Linked DNA regions of Homo sapiens: region 2 is linked to region 1. The links are chromatin contacts, found by Hi-C or POLR2A ChIA-PET in ENCODE. All regions are on one chromosome and are shown on one strand. Each heading gives the region's core, a stretch centred on a gene start or an enhancer-like site at or near the end of the contact. The rest is flanking DNA. Distances are from core to core; before and after follow the strand shown. Region 1 holds the start of PRDM16-DT (PRDM16 divergent transcript). Region 2 overlaps PRDM16 (PR/SET domain 16).

Region 1 (6,124 bases), core at 3,384-5,883:
CTGCGGTGGGGGTGGGAGGAGGGAGACCCCAGGGGCGGCGGAGTCGGCCCTCGCCCCTCCTCCACCCAGCGGGCGAGGAGAGTTCCGGGAAGGCCGGGGGAGGGGGAGCGAGGGGAGGAGACAGGGACGGGCCGGGCCGCCTCCAGAGCCGCCGTGGGGCGCGCCCTGTCCCGCACGCCTCTGACCCCCGCTCAGCAAACGAGGCCCACGGGGTGGGCGGCCTTGGGCCTCCTCCTGGCAGCTTCCACCCAGCCATTCTCTCCAGCCAGCCCTGCAATAAACTCCCGGAGAAGCACAGGCGCGCCTGGTCCCATTTCACAGACGAGGAAACTGAGGCGTGGAAAAGAAACCCACCGCAGCTCCGTCTCCACGGTTTCACCTGCGGGGTATTAATCTCTCAGGATGAAAGGCAAAATTTGGTTTTGAAGCTAAGAGGGCCGGCAGTGGGGGGCAGGGCGCGCTGCGGAGAGACGGCAGGAGCGGGCTTTGCAAGCCGAGTCTGGATTCCGGCGCGAGCCGATTCCGGGAACTGGCTTGGTGACCCGGCCGCCGGCCCGTGTCCCGGGCTCTGGGCGTTTGGGGACACGGAAGGCGGGCTCCCACCTGGCGACTCCCGGAATGTGGCCGCCGGGCCCGGAAGGCTACGAGGCTCGCCATTTTCGTTGCTGCCAGGGCCCCGCCCGCGCGCGGCCGAATTGGGATCTGAAGGCAGCGGCAGCGTCTACGCAAGCAGCGTTCTGGAGCGTCGCTCTGCCACCTTCCCGCGCGCAGTTCCGCGCGAGCCGCAGGACGCGGGCGCTGTGGGTAACGAAGTTGCTCCCGGTGTGCGCAGACCGGCGGCCCCGGGGTTGCGGGCGGCAGGAGGGACCGCCACTCCACGGCTGCGGGCGCGCGTGAACACACGGCTGAAGGTCATAGGCAGCGCATCCAGGCAACAGCATTCGTTGGCGGATTTTTAAAGGTTCTTAGATCAAGAGGGAAAGCGTGTGAAACCGATTCCGTTTATTGCCCCCAGCGGCGGGGGAGCTCCCCGTTGCAGACACCCAGCGGCTCGGCCACTGCAGCGTCCTGGCCCAGTATGGGCCGCACACGAGTAGGAGTCGTTGGGGGCTTCCTGCACCTTCTCAGTGAGCCCGGTTGGGCCTGGATTCGGCTCCCTCCTGGGCCCAACGGGAGGAGATCAAGGGAGTTCAGGTTCACAGTCTCAATCTCTTAAAACAAAACAAAACAAAAAACTCCGGATTGGGCCCTCGAAGTGCCCATGGGGCATCCAGATACTCCCGACATCTGCGCAGGAGAGCTGGGCACCCTGGTGGGGACGCCAGGACACAAAGCCGGGCAGAGGGTCTCCACTGGGGTGGCCACGGCATCGTGCAAGCCGGTCCCCGGAAGCTGCCCATCTGCAAGGGACAAGGACCCTCTTGCAATCAAAATAAGTCAGTTTCCACACATCTGGGGTTTGTTCGAAATCAGCGACATGGCTCACATTCCTAGGAAGTCCACTCCTCCCAGCTACCCACTCTGGGACCAGGAATCGGGTATCGGCTTTGGGAGGCCCCCACCTTTGAGCAGTGCAGGGAATGGAACCTTGCCACCACTGGGCCACAACTGGGACCTGTGTCCTGTCCTCTCCAAGTATTCTGGGGCACAAGAAGGTTTCCCAGGCCTCGGGTGAGAAGAAGGTTCAAAGGGGCCCCGAAATATTGACCCCAGGGTCTGGGGGGATTCCTGTAGCCCCAGTGTGCGGCTGAGGCATGATGCTGGAGGAAGCACCCACTTCGGGTCATTTCAGAGGTCTCAATAGGGAAGAAATGGCCTTTTCCATGACTTGTGTCTCCCACCCACCCCCACCATTCTAGACCAAACGCAGGCTCCTTCCAGCATTCAGCCCCCATCGAGTCCCCTGCGAGGTATAGGGTCCAAGCAGCCCTCCTCCATGTTCCCCTCTGTCTAGTGGGAGCCAAGTCAGCCATCCCCAAGGGCCCCTGTGGTCTCCTGGCTCCTGCTGCTCAAGTCTGGGGCAGGAGAACATGCCCGGGGAGCAAGAGCCTCATCCTGGCCTGACTCAGTGGCCCACGTATTGGGGGTGGGGTGAGCGCTGGCGATCTGGATCCCACCTGGGGCATTTCCAATCTCCCAGGAAAGCCCGTTGGTAAACCAGAGGCTGTGTGCTTCTTTGCTACCCGGAGGAACAAGGTGGGGGTGTGGAGTCAGTAAAACCTTGACCTGGAATTCAATAGAGCCTGAGGCCAAGTATCTGAAAACCCATGGCTAAGTTCAAAAAGCACAGAGGAGTGGGAGAGAAAGGGGTGAGGTGAGGGGAGAGAAAGTGGGAGAGAAAGAACCTGGTGAGGTGAGTCCATCTTGCCAGGTGCCATGCCTACCTCCTGTCCTGCACACACGGCCCGAAGCAGGGCTCCCTGGGGCCTGAGGGGCTGGGGGTAGGGGCAGCTGGGGCTGCTCTGACCCTGCCAGTTGGCATGGGGCACAAGGCCTGGCCAAGCGAAGGGGCCCTCTAGCCCTTGAATGCATTTGTAGATTCCGGGAGTGGAGGGCAGGCCGGCATGGTAGTTCTGCTACTCAATGGGCTTCTGGGGAACCCCTGGGGCTTGGGGGCCTCCTACTCGCTAATAAGATGCTTCCTCCAGCACGGCAGGACCAGCATTTCTGGCTCTCAAACCCGGCCTTTTCCCTAAGGAATTAACCTGGTCATGGGTCTCCAGCCGTTAGAAACACTGGGAGTCTGCAGGGCTCATGGAGAAATCGAGTTTCCATGGACTCCCTCTCTGCCCAGACCCCAGCAGAAGTTGGTGGTTAAAGCCCCGCTCTAGCCTCCAAGACCCCAGCTATGAAATTGGTTTTGGAACTCGACAGCAGCGTGCAGTTGTCCAGTGTAGGAGCCTCTATGTGGCCAACCCACACTCACTGTCCTTGGACGACCCAAGGAGGTCAGTAGGAATGAGCTTACAGCACTTACAATCCCAGCGCAGGGGCCCCAGGGCCTGGCATCAGCCTCAAGGCTCTGCAGAGCTAGACTTGGTTTGAAAATTGCCCTTAGACCTTTTAGTATCAACCTTTTCCCCACTGGGCCTACATTTGCCCTACCTGTTCTCCAAGCCCCCCAAAGCCCTTGCCAGGCAGGGACACAGAACTGGGCCCCAGGGAGGACTTGCATCTGATCTTCCCTGCTTCACCCTTTTTCCCCACGGGACTCCTCAATGCCTGACCTGCTCTCCGCTTCTAAGTCTGGCCACGCGGGGGCAGGGCCTGGCCAGGCCAGGATGCAACCTCGGCCAGGGCCATGGCCTTGGGGACAGCCTGCCTGGGCTCCTCGAGCAGGCTCGGGAGACACTGCCCCACTGGAGCCAGGGCTGCGTCAGTGCCTTGCAGGTAGGCAGCCCGGCTGTCTCCCTGGCGAGGCTTGACCGGCAGCTACCCCTTCCCAGGCAGATCCATGACCCCATCCCTACCCAACAGCCTGGTGGAGGGCAAGGACCAGATGGCACAGACCAGCTTGCTCCCATACCTCCTGCCCTTCTTCCCTAGGGGCTGGCAACAGGCCAGGGATGGCTGTCCTGTCCTAGCCTGGCCAGGGTTCTGAGAACCACCTCCTGAGCTGGAGGAGGAGGCAGGGAGAGGGCCTGAGAGAGTTGGGGCACCCGTAGAAGAAGGCCAGGACTGCACAACCTTGGCATCTGTTGGCTACCTCCAGGCCAGGGGCAAAGGAGGCCTCTGCTGGGCTGCAGGGTGAGGGTGGGGAAGGGACCCTCTCTGCAGGTGGGAGTGGTTCGCAGGCACCATAGTAACTTCCCCAGGCCTCCTCCCAAACCTGCAGAGGCTTCAGGCAGGAGCAAGGGGGACCTGGGTGCAGAGATATGGGAGTGACCTTGAGTCCTTTCTAGCCAGCAGCTCCAGCCAGGTTGGGCCCACCGTTGGGAACCTGCCCTTGGCGGGGTTTAGGCAAGACAGCGCCCGTGTTCCTGGGCTCCAGCACCTCCCACCCACTGGGGCGAGCAGGTTCAGAACCGGCCTTGGCGGTGCAAAGCTGCAGCGGTGCCCTAGTTGGCTAGGCAGATCAAGACCTCCAGAGCCGGGCCTGTAAACTGAGCTGTTCTCTGCCCCAACCCCTGTAGAAAGATGGTCAGGGTGTGGGGAGGGTGGGTAAAGGGGTCGATAGACCCTCGAAAGGACGGCAGGGAATGGGGCTGTGCCATTGCTCATGGCCCTTCTCTAGGCGACACTCACCTGGTGCCAGAAACAGCAGAGGTAGCGGCCAGTGAGCGCTTCCTCCATCCGGGGCTCGGGCGGCGAGCTGGCTGCAAGACTGGGCACCCTGGAGCCGTGGGAGCCTTGGGAGCCGAATCTGGGTTCGAATCTGAGCAGGGAAGCGGTGCCGACCGCGGAGGATCCAAGGCAGAAGGCCCAGCGCACCGCCGCCGCCAGCTCCTGCCCAACCCGGCTCCGCTGGGCTTTTCCTCTGGGGTGGCGCCGGCCCCGCGCCCCTCCCCATCCGGGGCGCCTCTGCTAGGACACCGGGGTCTCGGGGTTTCTCAGGGCTGCTGCGTTTCACCTCCTTTAACGCGGAGGCGCGGAGTTGCACGTGTGGGTCTCAGTGGAGCCGCCACAGGTCTTATTACACAACAAAGGGCAGGGAGGGCAAGGCCAGGAGCCTCGCGGGGCGGCGCAGAGACCCCGCATCGCGGGCGCGACCCCTGCCTCGGGCTCAGGCTGACTCTGCGGCAGCTCCAAGTCCCGTTGCCGGGCAGGACTTCGGTGCTCCGGAAGGGTGCGGGGCAGCAACCTGGCCAGGGCAGCGCCTCGGTTTCCTTCCAATTCATTCTCGATTCCCAGATACTCAGATGAGAAATCCGCACTCAGGCCGTCAGGCTCCTGGGCCCGGGCCACCCTGCCTGCGCTCAGCCCGGCCCCTCCGCCGCAGCGCCTCGGAGTTTGGGGGCTACAGGGGAAGAGGAAGCGTCTGGTCGGCTCCCGTCCGAGCTGCTCCACCTGCGCCGCTGGCCTTTCCGCCCGCTACGCACCTGGGCCCCGAGAGGCCAGAGGGGAGTGTCCCCAGTGGCCCGGGTCCCCGAAGGTGGCCCAGCTCGGGCGCTCGCGCAGCCGGGTACTCACCTTGGGGGCGCGGCGGCAGGAGAGCGCGGGCGGAGAGGTGCGGGCGCCCTGGGACGACCAGCCGAGGACGCCTGGTGTTTGGACGGCTGCCCCCGCGCTGTCCCCCCGTGCGAGGCGTGTTGGCCTCCGTGGCCTCGCGAGGGACCGAGGGCGGCGGGTCCGAGTGCCGCCCGCCGGCCTGGGCAGTGGCGGAGCGCGGAGCTGGCGGCGCCTCCGCTGTTGTTTTTGAGCCGCGAAGCCCGAAGCAGCAGCCGTTGGGTGGGGGCGAAGGGGAGGAGGCGGGGGCCGGGAGGCGCGAGGGGGGCGGTGGGGCCCGGAGGGGGCTTCGGAGGAGCCGGGTTCTGGCGCGCGAGCCCCGACGCCCCCTCCAGCGATCGCAGGGCGGGGACGGGGGCCGAGGGGAGAATGCAGGAGAAAAGCGGGCCGGGGCGACGGGGAACGCAAAGCTTTTAAATTAGTAATCAAACGCAGTAAAACGGAGCAAAACCAGCCCGGACTCGCGTCCGAACTATCGGCGCGTGTGCCCCGAGATCCAAGGAAGTCGTGTGGAAAACCGCAGCCGCCGCCCCATCTTCGGCCCCGGCTGGGGCGGGAGCAGCAGCGCGACGCGCCGCGACGCAGGGGCAGGGTGGGGGGATAGTCACCTCGCCTCCGGGGCCACCTGGGTCCTTTTAAAGTGTCCGGGGTGCGGGCCCCGGGCGGGAGCGCCGAACACGGAATGTTTTCTTAAAGGGCCAGTTCCGAGCTGCGCTGAAAAGGGGGGGGGGGAGAGGGGGGAGAGATAAGTGAGACGAAGACCGAGAAGGCCGAGGAGAGCCCCCCAATCCCGCGCCGAGGCGGCGGCGGCGGCGGCGGCGGCGCGACGATGAGGATGATGAATACATTGCAAAGTTTTTTTGGCCCCGGCGAGGGGTGTCAGATTGAGTGCTCTGTGCGCATGTGCGAAGGTGTCCAAACTGACAATGCTGGGGAGATGAAGATAGTGTGTGGCTGC
Region 2 (5,629 bases), core at 405-2,904, 150 kb after region 1:
CTCTTGAGAAACTCAGCCCAGTTTTCCTTGAGGCCCTGCGAGTTTCATTTTGGGCTGGCTGGGACGCGCGCTCTTCCCCCTAGAAGTATTCGGGATGCCGCCTGCATGCTACCTCGCTCACTCCCAACTCTGCTCCCCACACGAGGTTTTGGGGTGCCCCCTTGGACTGCTGCCACCGGCCTCTTCCCCCTCTTGCCGGCCCTCCCTCCTCTGTCACCGATGTTGGGGTCTGGGAAGGTAGCCAAATGCAGGAGGACACCGGAGCAATAAATCACCCCTCATCCAACATCTGCAGGCCCTGGGGCGAGCCCCTCGCTGCCGCCCCCATCCCATCCCTCGCCACAAAACACTATTGTCGTGGCCAAGTGAAGAAGAGTCGCCTGCACTTACAAAGGGCCTCTGCAGCCTGGCGTGACGGCCAGAGGAGGTGCCTGGCTCTCGGCAGGGAGCCGCAGGGCTCTTTCTTCCTCTCTGGTTCGTACTTCTCCTCTCTCATGGGGGTCCCCCAAAGCCTTTCATTCCGGCTTCATATTCACATAAAGACATCAAGAAAAAACCCAGCAGAAAGAATTATTAGGCATGGCTGTCAAATGCTTTATCGGAGAAGGGGGGAGGGCAGTAACCCGTTAGGTGCTGGCCAGCAGCCCCAGCTTCCCCAGGTATCCCCAGGGGGCAGCCGGGGCCACCTCGGTGTGCGGGAACAGGCCATGACACACTTGGGCACACCCACCCACTCCAAGGCACACATACGCACACGTGCACACAGATGTGCCCGCCCGCACAGGTGGGCATCGGTGGGGCCTGTCTCTTCACCAAGTTTTGAATGGCTACACCTGATCTCAAGGCCCTTCCTTAGAAAGGGATGTTCTCTGCCTTCCTTCTGGCTCTTTCTTTCTTTGTTCCAATTAGCAGAAGATGCTTCCTCCCCTTATCCACACTGGCAGGTGCCTCTGCCACCTTCTACCCACGAGCTGGGGTCTTTTCTACTCTTGGCAGCGAGGGGTGGCTGAAATCAGATGTGCCCTGGAGGCCAGGCCTCAGGACGCTCCTCCCCCAGGTGCACGCTCAGCGGACAAGGTGGACAACCCGAACCACGCTTGCTCAGAAATCCCGTAACCCAGCTGGCATTTTTGGAGACGTGTTCTCCCTCTTCCCTGCAAAGAGCTTTCTCACAGCTCACCCTAGACAGTTTTGCCACCTGCCAATCCCAATGGCTTTCCGAAAGTTCACAGCCTGGGGCCCAGCTCTCCCAAAGGAGGGGTCCTCGCGTCCAGTGCCGGGCTGAGCGGAGAGCTGCAGGGGAGAGGCGTGTTCTGCACACTGCCGCGAGGAGGGCCTTTAGGATTTGTGGTGAGGGGCACCCCAGGGTGGGCAGTACCTCAGGATGCATTTTCAACACAGCCTCACGGTGCACAGAAACCGAAAACCGCATGCCGACAAACGGCTCCCTCGGCAAACATTTTTATTTCCAATTAGCAAAAGAAAAATTGCTAATTTGCTGCAGTTGGACCAGGCTGACGTCTCAATCTGCGGAGTGTCAGCGCAGTGAAAGAAAATGTTTCACACTGTGTCGGCGAGAGCAAGCAGCTCTAAAGAGGGTCAGGGCAGCGGGCCCAGAAACCAGATTGACTGGCCACAGCGCTAAATTACTCACACAAGACACACATTGTCTGCCGTGCCAGCTCCCGGAGGACCTGCCTTCTCATTCTTTCCCCTTGGAGCTGGGGCGGGGGAAGGGGTCCAGCGTGGGAGGAGAGCGCAGGGGGCTGGCAGGCCCTCGGTAGGGCAGTATCATCTTTGGGAACAGAGAGAGTCAGAAGCCGGGTTAATAATTACCCAGGTCTGTCTGCAGTGTTCGGGAACAGGACGATAAAATTCTCCCAGATCCCCGCCACAGCTCTGCACTCGGGAGATTCTGTGCAGATAATGTCCCGCAGGAGTGAGGGCTGAACATGGCAGGAGCAAGGGCTGAACATGGCAGGAGCGGCCATCTCTCTCGCCCTGCATTTCAAGGCTCTGTAACCGCCCGCCTGCCCTGCTTCACCGACTTCGGGAGAAACCCCCATACCTCACGGGCGCTGTCTCCCCACCTCTGGCAAGCCGGAGGAGGATATCTCAGCAAAGCCAGCTCCCCCACAGGCATGAGGTCCCCCGGATCCACGGAGCTAGCACAGGCCATGGACCCAGACCGGCGGAGTCTCCCTGGGGAGATGGCGAGGCTGCGGTGCTGGCCACAGATGTTTGGCGCTGAGGTAATAATGAGCCTCTCCTGAAAACCATTGACCACGTAACCTCAGACAGTAAAAGCCCCCGAGTGGGCTCTCAGAGGATCTAAATGGGTTTGCCTGCATCTCCAGACATAGCCCTCATTTTGAAGAGACATTCATTCCGTGCCCACACGCGCCGGGAGGAATGCATCTTGTCCTCGCCGTGCCCACGCCGTCACTCCGTCTGCGGCACCTTCCTCCACACATCTCTGTGGCCCCACAGCACGCCCAGCCTCCCAGCCGATGCACACAAAACCTGTCCCCAACACCGTGGGGCCACGTCACAGGCATCATAGCAGCCGGCCAGGGCAGCCCCAGGACCTGTGGTCTGTCCTGGCTCAGACTCACGCCCAGGGCCAATCCAGGAGCTACCTGCAGCCCTCCCCGCGTCTGCCACCTTCCACAGCTCTGTGGGCCTGGGACCTGGTCACGCAGGACCAGCACAGGTTGGGGCAACATTGGGTCGGCAGGGCTGAGAAAGCCAAGACCTGCTTGCAGGTGCAGGGGCCACAGGAGCAGCCGGCCCACCTGGCCTCGAGTCTTGCCGTACCCCCAGGCTGCTGTGGTTCTCCTTGGCCTGAAATGCAACGGAAGGCTGACTTTGGGGATGGTCTAGAGGGGCCCTTTCTTGAAAGGACACCATTTGGTCTCTCTCCCCATTCTCTGGCAGTTCCTGGGTGTCACTGGGAGAAGCTCCCTGGATGACAGGTGTGCAGGGGCCTGGCAAACAGGAACCCAAACAGGGAGGCAGCCCAGGGTGCAGGGCTCGTGCATCTGCTCGCCTCCTCCAAGGGTGCTGCTACAGTCTGCATGGGGAAGCTCCTCGCCTTGGTCTCTTTGAGATAAGCTGCCCAGGGAGGAAAGGGCCAACCTAGCCCAGCCTTGGGAGAAAGTGCACCACAGTGGCAGAGCCAGCCTCTTCCAGCCCTTTGACACATGGTGATTTCAGAATCCATCCCATCAGGCCACTTGATGCTCAGACTCAAGAGAGGGAGACCCTGTCTGGGAGCAGGAGTCATGTTTACAACCCAGGGTGGTCAGTGAGGTGGAGAGGGGGGACGGGTTGCCAGTGGCTGGGCCTTGGAATTTCAGCTGGCCATGCCGACACTGGCTTAGGGCCTTGGGACGTGTGCAACCTCACCGTGTGCAACTCAGCCTCAGCATTCGGTCTCTGGCAAAGATGGGCAGTGCCCCACAGCCTCTGCCTCACTCCGCTCTTCAGGGAAACAGTCTCTAGACTAAGAGAGCAGAAGACTGGACTCTGGGCCTCCCGGTTCCAGCGCTCAGTTGCCTGCTGTGTGGCCTTAAAGTCATGAGCCTCTCTGAGCCTCCGGTTCAGCGTAACAGAGACAATCAAACCGGATCATGTACGTGGGACTTTTTTCCAGAAGATGCAAAAGCTGCTTGGATTTGCTGTGTTTGCACAAATGACAGGCGCTTGCAGCTGGCCTCACTGGGGAGACTCTTTGTCCGGCCTGCACCGACTCTCTAAGCACTGCATGTTCTTTAGTCAAAATAAAGCATTGCTGGTCGGGCCAGCAGTCACAGAGAAGTCTGGCTTCCAATGAACGTCATGCACTGCGCTTGCTTGGAGAGCAGAGGCAGGGGCAGCCTCTTGCATTTCCCCCTTCTCCCCTCAATGCCTGCCCGGCCCTGAAATGTCCACCCTGGGCATGTGGGACACACATGGATGCCCCCATGTACACGCATGCACACACATACACATGCACAGACGCACATGTGTGCAAACAGTGACATGCATGCGTGTCTAGGCACATGTACACACAAACACAGGTCGTGCATGCAAAACACATGTGCACACAGATGTCCACACACATATACAATTTCCTCATGGAGAATTCACTCCCATCCTGAGGCCCAGAACCTTGGAGCCATCCTCAGAGTTTGCTGGGTATGGAGAAATCTGTGCAGGAAAAGCCACAAATTTAGATGGGGATACAGTAAACTTCATGAAGTAGTCTCGCGTCTTATCTGCTCCCTAGACCCTGGAGGGCGTCCACTGCTCCCCAGCAGAGGTCTGCAGGCCCCGTGCTGGCAGGAAGTGAGGTGAGGGAGGCCCAAGGGGAAGGAGGGGCTGTTGCAGGTGCGTTTGCAGGGCCAGCCTCCGCCACAGGTGCCGTGACCTTGAGCTCAGGTCCCACCCCCTGACAAAGCAAATAACCAGCCAGAGGGCTGCCCACGTGGGTTCCCTCCCACCCACCCAGCCCAGCCTCCCCCAGTGAGGAGCTGGTGACGACAGATGTAATTCCCCTGGGAGGGAGCGGTGCCCCAGCTGCTGGCCCTGAGATGTATTTTCCAGCGTTCTGAGCTGGAAGAACAAGCTGAGGCTCCAGCAGGCCTGGGTGCTGGGACTTCCTCTTTTTTGCTGAGGAAGGTCTCTCTCCCTCCCTCCGCCATGAGGAGTGGGGGCTCGCAGCCTGTTGCCAACTACCCCGCCTTTCTTCCCTCCAGGAAGCCTCTCCTTCGGCCTGTGGTCGGCTTCAGGAGGTGGAACCTGCGGGGCCCCTGCCAACCAATGGTGCTGGTGCTGGGTGTGTTTCATGGCCCTGCCCAGCAGGCCTCATGCACCAGCTACCATGCAGGGGAGGGCCTGCTCCCCATCCCAGGGCACTTAGGCCCAGCCCACACCCCAACGTGAGACTCTGGGGCGGACTGGGCATGGGTGCTCTGCAGGGCCCCTGACTGTCTCCAGCGTGCAGTGGGGCGAGGACCAGCATCCCCATTCCCAGCACTGCAGTGGATGCAGGCTTGGTTCTGGATCTTTCCCCACATCCATCTGTGATTCCTGGGCTTGTGGTTTCCAAAGCTGAAGCCTGATGTGAGGGCACTTTGCATCCAAAGGGGCCTGGAGAAAGTGTGCAGTTTGCCCTCAAGGCCGGGGTGGAGTTTGGTGGGTGGGTTGGGGAGCAAGACCAGGTTGAGGGGCATTTGGATCGGTCAAGACATCCCCAGCTCCAGAGACTCCCAGACATGAGCGTGCGTGGGGTAGCATCTGCAGATGGAAGCTCCTGTTCATAGAGGTATCCTTGGAGCAGCCAAGGTGGCCCTGCCTCCGCCGTGGCCAAAATCAAGGCTTTTTTTTTTTTTTTTTTTTTTTTTGAGACAGAGTCTTGCTCTGTTGCCAGGCTGGAGTGCAGTGGTGCGATCTTGGCTCACTGCAACCTCCGAAAATCAAGGCTTCTTTCTGGAGTCTGGGAATTAGCAAATGAACACACCCTGGGCCAGTTTTAACTAGGGCGCGGCTCATCGCAGTGTTGATTACGGAGTTGCTATCGATTTTCGTGGGGAGCAAACGTTTCTGGAGTTTACGATGCCTGTTATCGTTTGGCTGCTAGAAGCGC

What was found. Hi-C counts contacts between places; a loop is a spot of excess contacts on that map. ChIA-PET counts read pairs that join two places held with the same protein, here RNA polymerase II (POLR2A). Pooled maps may share reads with other maps.
Region 2: a map of tibial artery shows a loop between it and region 1 (4-fold over the local background). The contact joins the enhancer-like site here to the promoter of PRDM16-DT in region 1. A Hi-C loop is called at or near these places in 4 of 168 maps with a recorded cell type or tissue (ovary, posterior vena cava, prostate gland and 1 more) and 4 of 50 pooled maps. POLR2A ChIA-PET finds 5 or more read pairs at or near these places in 2 of 52 experiments (WTC11 and common myeloid progenitor, CD34-positive).

What each region holds. Positions count from the first base shown.
Region 1 is chr1:3,063,092-3,069,215 of GRCh38, forward strand. PRDM16-DT (PRDM16 divergent transcript) reads right to left here and starts at 4,634. Exons shown (of 6, transcript NR_015440.1): 1 at 4,246-4,634; 2 at 1,121-1,211; 3 at 1-964. LOC124903827 (translation initiation factor IF-2) reads right to left here. Exons shown (of 5, transcript XM_047436614.1): 2 at 5,131-5,880; 3 at 4,246-4,957. The coding sequence ends at 5,857. PRDM16 (PR/SET domain 16) reads left to right here and starts at 6,112. Exons shown (of 17, transcript NM_022114.4): 1 at 6,112-6,124. RefSeq lists an enhancer at 4,431-5,005.
Region 2 is chr1:3,217,742-3,223,370 of GRCh38, forward strand. The region is part of intron 2 of PRDM16 (PR/SET domain 16); the gene reads left to right. Among named protein-coding and RNA genes, the nearest start is that of MIR4251, 93 kb to the left of the region's middle. RefSeq lists enhancers at 1-293, 1,115-1,658, 1,659-2,201, 3,830-4,372, 4,373-4,915. Within about 2 kb of position 1,655, at least 8 of the 41 ENCODE cell types and tissues checked have a DNase peak (open chromatin) inside an H3K27ac peak, as active enhancers do.